Linked DNA regions of Homo sapiens: region 2 is linked to region 1. Evidence: chromatin contacts called from ENCODE POLR2A ChIA-PET data. All regions are on one chromosome and are shown on one strand. Each heading gives the region's core, a stretch centred on a gene start or an enhancer-like site at or near the end of the contact. The rest is flanking DNA. Distances are from core to core; before and after follow the strand shown. Region 1 holds the start of VPS26A (VPS26 retromer complex component A). Region 2 holds the start of POFUT4 (protein O-fucosyltransferase 4).

Evidence for each region. ChIA-PET counts read pairs that join two places held with the same protein, here RNA polymerase II (POLR2A).
Region 2: POLR2A ChIA-PET joins it to region 1 with 19 read pairs in activated naive CD4-positive, alpha-beta T cell. The contact joins the promoter of POFUT4 here to the promoter of VPS26A in region 1. POLR2A ChIA-PET finds 5 or more read pairs at or near these places in 2 of 52 experiments (activated B cell and activated naive CD4-positive, alpha-beta T cell).

The regions. Positions count from the first base shown.
Region 1 is chr10:69,122,554-69,126,074 of GRCh38, forward strand. VPS26A (VPS26 retromer complex component A) reads left to right here and starts at 1,625. Exons shown (of 9, transcript NM_004896.5): 1 at 1,625-1,727. The coding sequence starts at 1,725. RefSeq lists enhancers at 859-1,218, 2,083-2,589 and a silencer at 1,479-1,878.
Region 2 is chr10:73,770,723-73,774,554 of GRCh38, forward strand. It overlaps POFUT4 (protein O-fucosyltransferase 4), which reads left to right and starts at 1,554. Exons shown (of 3, transcript NM_173540.3): 1 at 1,554-2,319; 2 at 2,468-3,093. The coding sequence starts at 1,612. It overlaps SEC24C (SEC24 homolog C, COPII component), which reads left to right. Exons shown (of 23, transcript NM_198597.3): 22 at 1-76; 23 at 233-1,439. The coding sequence ends at 373. RefSeq lists enhancers at 1,276-1,455, 2,046-2,155, 2,441-2,971, 2,816-2,865 and a silencer at 1,786-1,835.

The DNA.
Region 1 (3,521 bases), core at 375-2,874:
CCTCCTAGGTTTAAGTGATCCTCCTGCCTCAGCCTACCGAGTAGCTAGGATTACAGACGTGCACCACCATGCCCCGCTGATTTTTGTATTTTTAGTAGAGACGGGGTTTCGCCATGTTGGCCAGGCTGGTCTCAAACTTCTGACCTCAAGTGATCCGTCCGCCTCGGCCTCTCAAAGTGCTGGAATTATAGACTGTGAGCCACCATGCCTGGCCCAAATATGTGCATTTAAAGCTACAAATTTTCCTTTTACACAGTGTCACTGCATTCCACAAATTTGATATGTTGTATTATTATCTTTTATTTCAAATTATTTTATTTTTATTATTTTTTATTTTTGAGACAGAGTCTTGCTCTGTCGCCCAGGCTGGAGTGCAGTGGCTCCATCTCGGGCACTGCAACCTCCGCTTCCCGGATTCAAGAGATACTCGTGTCTGACCTCAGGTGATCCACCTGCCTTGGCCTCCCAAAGTGTTGGGATTACAAGTGTGAGCCTCCGTGCCCGGCCTCAACTTATTTTTAAATTTCCATTGATCTCTTCTTTGACCTAGAGATTTGGAATTATGTTGCTTAATTTCCAATATTTCCGGAATTTTCTGGCTTGTTTGGGTTGATTTCTAATTTTAATTCTATTGCGGTTAGAGATGATACTCTGATTTCAATCCTCTTAAATTTGAGGCTCACACTGAGGATTAAGTATAAAAAAATTTTTTTTGATACCTGTTTCATGGACTCGCCTCACAAACTTCTGTTTTAAGGTGGGGTAATTATAGTGCGTTCAGGGATGGATTTTTCTTCTGCTTTGGTTATGCATAGAGTGCACTGTGGCCCTTCAACACTATACTCTGAAATCCCACACAGTATTTTCCTCATCTGGAGGTCCTATAGGCTTACACTAGGGAGGAGGATCCAGTTCAGGCCAGCGTAGTCTTCAGCTGCGCCGTGGGACTTTCGGGGGAGCGCCTTTGCCCTCTCAGAACGGCTGGGCGGAACGGTGGGTTTGTGAGCCCTCCAGGCTCAGGGTGGGTCGCTCAGGGGCCATCTGGGGACTTTGGGAAGCAATGAAAGTTGTACCCTAGGATTTTTTTCTACTGGTCTTCTCTTCAGAGGCGAGAAAGCCAAGTTAAGAAAACCCAGACTCAGAAGGAGGTGGAGCGGGACTGCGTTCAGGCAAGGTGGCAGAACGCCTCGCCGTGGACGAAGAGAGCACATCTCTTCTTGCGAGGCCTAAGGAAGTAGGGCTCCCACTCGCCTCGGCAACCCAAGGACCCAGCCAAGGAGAGAGCCTCCAGATGAATCCTTCCTCTCCTCCTTCCTTCCCAGCCGCTCAAACTTTCACAAAGAGGAACTGGGTGCGGTAAAGAGGCCGGACACGGAACCGCTCGTCCGGTGACCGAAGAGACGGCGAGGAGGAGCCCGCGAACCCGCCTCTGTTCAGGCCCCGCCCACTCGACGTAATTTGCCCGCCCCTCTCCACCCTCCGAAGGGTGGAGCCTGAGGCCCCGCCTCCAAGCGGCCTCTCCCCGGAGTGCCTGGCGGCCAGCAGGGCGGGGCAGGAGGCTGGGAGAGGGACGGGTGCGGGGGTGGGGGAGAGGAAGGGAGCGGTCACGTGTGAGGGGCGGCCCGAGGTCACGTGACGGAGCGCCGGAGCGGAGGGAGCCGGGGCTGGGAGTTCTCCTGAGGGAAGAGGAGTGGAGTAGGGGGGACGCGGCGGCGGCGTTGACAATGGTGAGTGCGCGGCGGCCAGCGCGCTCGCCTCCCGCCCTCGTCCCGGAGCGCGCGGCGGGCCGGCCAACCGCGGGCCGGGCGTCGCCGGAGGAGGGGACGGGGGAGCAGGGCGGGGAGCGGGGTTAGGCCTGTCGGGCCACCCCTGGGTCTGGGAAAAGCTGGCGGCGCCACCTCTTCCCGGTCTCGGCGAGGCCCGAGCACCTACGGGCGGCGGCGTGCTCTCCTGGCCATGTCGGAGCCTCTGCCCGCGTTCTTCGACTGCTTGTTGGGGCTCTGGCTGGGGACTCGGACCCCGCCTCTGCGGGGGCTGGTCGCCGCCTCCCCTTCCTAGGTAGCCAGTCCCTGTTCTCCTCCCGGGCAGCCTCTCTTCCATCCAGGTGGGGCGACCCGGGAGCCCCCCACCTCCGGACTCTTCGGGGGACTTGGGCACTCAGTGTGTCACGAACTTGATAAACTCTGATATTTTAAAACCTGACTATGGTGACATTCTTTGATTTCATGACCCCAGTTCAGGCTTTCTGTTGACACTTGTAAAATGGGAGAGAAAAATAAAAGGACGTTGGAATGGGGGATATCTTTAACTCCAGAGACACCCGTTTGGTGCCCGCCGTTTTAAGCATTGGCTCTCATTTCCGTCCGCAAGCTATTTCGCTGAACTTAACGCTCTGGGTTGTTGAAACGGCCTATGAGGCAGAGGAGGGAGGGGAATCAGTGCTCTCACCACAGTCCGCGGAAGCACTAGCCTGGGCATTGTGGTATTTAGCTGGGTGTCGGCAGTCTCTAGGTTAGATCTCATTTTACCCATTTTCTGGTAGTAGTCGTCAGTTCTCTTCATTTAGCGCCTACTGTATGCTCTCCTAATACTACCTGCTCTTCCCAAAGCTCACTGATTCAATAGACTGCTTGAGACTTTTGGCTTAAAAGGCCGAGCCAGGTATATTTTTAAAAAGCTACTTTGAATAAATAACTTTTAATTTCAGTAATGATGTTGCTTTCAAAACAAAACAAAACAAAATCCAGACATTCATGTTCATTCTTAGAGCTTTTTTTCTTTCATTCAACAAATAATTGCTCAGGTGTGCCTAGGGGACCCCAGTAAAATGGAAACAGCGCCTACCTGCTCTCGTAGCTTACAATGTAGGGAGAGATAAACATTTATTTGTGTAAATTATTTGTTTAACGTGGAAATTAGAATTGTGACAGATACTAAGAAGGAAGTATTGGGGGACCTTGCCTAGTCAGTGTTAGGGCAGGCTTCTTTAATTGAATATCATTTGAAAAGAAAACTTAAAAGGTCCTCCTATTTTTTGCTTACATTTGTAATTATTACTTTTAATACGCTTTTTTGAATTATGTTCAAGAGCAGTTTATATTTTCAAGTTACCCAAACAGAAACTAAATTGTAAAACTTTAAAACACTGAAATGGTCACAGATGTAATATATGTATGAAAATTTGCTGTTTCATTGCTTGTGTATGGGCTAAGTGAATGAATTTTGAGAGTCAGCCTTCCACCTCAGAAATGCAATGAGTTGCATTTCTTTACATCCACTGGACTTAGTGAAATTCCTTCAGTGGGGACTAAAAAGTTGCCTTTTTATGTATCTACCATGTATTTTTGCTAATTGGTAATGCTCAATATTGGGTTCAGAAATTATATGAAAAATCCTAAATTAACCTAAAGTCAGTGATAGGAGGTTTAGGCCAAGATTAGAAAACTATAAAAACAATTGCTAGCATGTTTTTATAGTCATATATATTGCAGTCCAGTTATTTAAAAGCTCAAGAGTTTTAA
Region 2 (3,832 bases), core at 304-2,803, 4.6 Mb after region 1:
TCTGGATAATCCACTGTCCAAGAAGGTTCGAGGCCTCATTGATAGCTTACGGGCACAGAGATCCCGGTACATGAAGGTAACACTGATCTGAACCCTGGATTTCTTACCTTGTCAAGTCCTCACCTAGAAGTGGGGGTTGGGTGGGGAATGAGTAAGTGACTGCCTAATGAGATTTCTGGGCATGTTTAATTTCCTTTGGCCTTGCCTTATGAACCCTGAATTCTGGCCGTAGCTTACCGTGGTGAAACAGGAAGACAAGATGGAGATGCTGTTCAAGCACTTCCTGGTGGAAGACAAGAGTCTGAGTGGGGGAGCATCTTATGTGGACTTTCTCTGTCATATGCACAAGGAGATTCGGCAGCTACTGAGCTAAAGCAAGTGGGTAAATGGCATAGGGCCCAGGCTAGCTTCCAGAAAGCACCCCAGGATGTCAGAGAAATTGGGACAGTAACATATCTTATGTAAGCTGACCTCAGTCTCTCTGGGGGGAGGGGGAGATATAAGGAGACACCTTCTTTCTGGGCTCAAGTATCCTGCCACTCTGTCATGTCCTGCTGATGGAAGGTGCCCCTGTTCCCTCATTCTACCCTCTTTTTCCTGCTAATCCTGTCATAATGAATGTAGCTTCTCAGTTCACTGTATATGATTCGGTATTGGGGGTTTGGAGGCACCCAGACCCTGGCAATATTATGTGTCCCTTTGGACCAGTCTCCCAAGAGGAGAGGGGCAGGCAGGAAAGAGTGGGGATCCTAAGGTTACTACAGGGGGCTCAGTGTCATCCACAACTTCCTATATTAGGGATAAAACATATAGGTGCACAAGAGCTGGGGTATAGCCCATAGGTGGTGGAGAGAAAAGTGGTCAGTCCTTCTTGGGCCTGGAGGTTAGCAGTCAAGTTTCTCTGCTTTCACTGCTCGCTCGCTCTCTCCTGCAATGATTGATGATCACTCCGTGGATAGAGAGGCACACTGTCAGAGGTGACCGGAGAACTGAGTTGCAAAATATATTAAGATCTGGTAGAGGTACCAGCTTCCTTTCCAGCTGGAGAGGCCCCAACACTGGATGGTTCTGTAGGGAGCCTAGGGAGCCTGGTCATCAACTTGCAATACCTCACAGAGCCAGTTCACATCCCACTCTGAGCTCCCACGAGAAACACTGCTTCTCCAGGCCCGGGGTTGTTGGGGAGAGAGGCAGAGGCAGCTGGAGCGCCGTTCTCTCCTGCTGGGACACCGCTTGGGCTTTGGTATTGACTGAGTGGCTGACAGTTATCTTCCAACCCCAACTGGCTTGGGGGCAGGACAAGGGCTAGGCTTGATGGTGGCCAGGCTTGCCTGCTCCCCACCTGGGATGCCCCTGCTCTGGACCTCTCATTTCTCTTCATTGGTTTATTTTTCAATGCATCTTTAATTTGTAAAGAAATAAAATAAATTAAGATGTAACCATTAGCCTCATCTTTACTCCCGAAAGCTCACTTTGCTTTTAGTCCTGGCCGTCGGCTGAGCGAGCTGCGCATGCGCCACGTGCCCCCGTGGCGTAGGGCCTCGTCCGGTCACGACTATCCGCTGGGCGGGGTCGGTGCTGGCCGAGGGGGCGCCGGCTGCCGGAGTGGACATGGCGGCCGGCCCCATTAGGGTGGTGTTGGTCCTTCTAGGGGTGCTCAGTGTCTGTGCAGCCAGCGGCCATGGGTCCGTAGCGGAGAGGGAGGCCGGCGGGGAGGCGGAGTGGGCGGAACCGTGGGATGGCGCGGTTTTCCGGCCGCCCTCGGCGCTGGGCGCAGTGGGGGTGACGCGCAGCTCTGGGACGCCGCGGCCAGGGAGGGAGGAGGCGGGGGACTTGCCGGTACTGCTGTGGTGGAGCCCAGGGCTATTCCCCCACTTCCCGGGAGACTCGGAGCGCATCGAGTGTGCGCGCGGCGCGTGCGTGGCGTCCCGGAACCGCCGAGCGCTGAGGGACTCGCGGACGCGCGCGCTGCTCTTCTACGGCACAGACTTCCGCGCGTCGGCCGCCCCGCTGCCGCGCCTGGCGCACCAGAGCTGGGCGCTCCTCCACGAGGAGTCGCCCCTCAACAACTTCTTGCTGAGCCACGGCCCGGGCATCCGCCTCTTCAATCTTACCTCCACCTTCAGTCGCCACTCGGATTACCCGCTGTCGCTGCAGTGGCTGCCCGGGACCGCCTATCTGCGCCGCCCGGTGCCTCCGCCCATGGAACGCGCGGAGTGGCGCCGCCGCGGCTACGCGCCGCTGCTCTATCTGCAGTCACACTGCGACGTGCCAGCGGACCGGGACCGCTACGTGCGCGAGCTCATGCGCCACATCCCGGTGAGTGAGGGCGGGCCGGAGGGAAGGAAAAGGAGAGGGCGGGTTGAGGCCAGGACTCCAGGTGTCCAGGACTCCAGGTGTCCAGGACTCCAGGTGTCCAGGCCTCCAGGGCCGCACCCTCATGACAGCCTTACTGTACCCGGTCTAGGTAGACTCCTACGGGAAATGCCTGCAGAATCGGGAGCTGCCTACCGCGCGGCTACAGGACACAGCCACGGCCACCACCGAGGATCCAGAGCTCTTGGCTTTCTTGTCCCGCTATAAGTTCCACTTGGCCCTGGAAAATGCCATCTGTAACGACTACATGACAGAAAAACTGTGGCGTCCCATGCACCTGGGCGCTGTGCCCGTGTACCGCGGTTCTCCCTCTGTGAGGGACTGGATGCCGAACAATCACTCCGTCATCCTGATTGATGATTTTGAGTCTCCTCAGAAGCTGGCAGAGTTTATTGACTTTCTGGACAAGAATGATGAGGAGTATATGAAATACCTGGCATACAAGCAACCTGGGGGCATCACCAACCAATTTCTTCTGGATAGTCTGAAGCATCGGGAGTGGGGAGTGAATGATCCTTTGCTGCCTAACTACCTCAACGGCTTCGAGTGTTTCGTCTGTGACTACGAACTGGCTCGGCTGGATGCCGAGAAAGCCCACGCGGCCTCTCCCGGGGACAGCCCCGTCTTTGAGCCCCACATTGCCCAGCCCTCACACATGGACTGCCCAGTGCCCACACCTGGCTTTGGCAATGTGGAAGAGATTCCTGAGAATGACAGGTAAGAGTGCTGGGGTCCCCTGCAGCTATCAAATCATTTACTTACTTGCTTACTGTGGGCAATTAAGTAGCACTAGGTGCTGAGCAGGTGCAGGAGGAAATTATCACATGGGCTCATTCTGTATTTAAGGTGTCAACAGTCTAGTTGGGGGGATAAGACAAGCTGAAAAAGCTGAATAGATGTAAAATATAATTCAAGGCAACGTATGAAAATCAGCTTATGTGAACAATGTTTCCAGTAGTGGTTCAAAAAGATTGAACCAGAGTACAGGGCCTGTGCAGACAGGGGAGAGAGAAAATGGGGCAAATAAATAGGGACAAGGCTATAAATATCATTAATACCAGGTTCAGGAGTTTGCACTGCACTAAAAATCAACTCAGCTATTTGAGCACCTTTTATAGAGTGGAAATGGGGTTGGGCAGTAGAGAAGAGCACTTTTAGAGAGGCTTTTCTGCAGTAGTCAGGGGTTACACCTGTTAACCAGCCATAATTTTTTTTTTTAAGCGGCTGTGCTGAGGATGAGCCCCATGTAGTTGGTGCAGGTGGGGACACACTGCCTGTGTAACTAGAAAAACTAGGCATGGCCGGGCACGGTGGCTCACACCTGTAATCCCAGCACTTTGGGAGGTCAAGGGGGGAGGAACACTTGAGGCCAGAGACAATATAATATATAATATAATATATTGACCAGCCTGGACAATATAATAAGAGCCTCTCTGTACAATTTAAAAACTAAAAG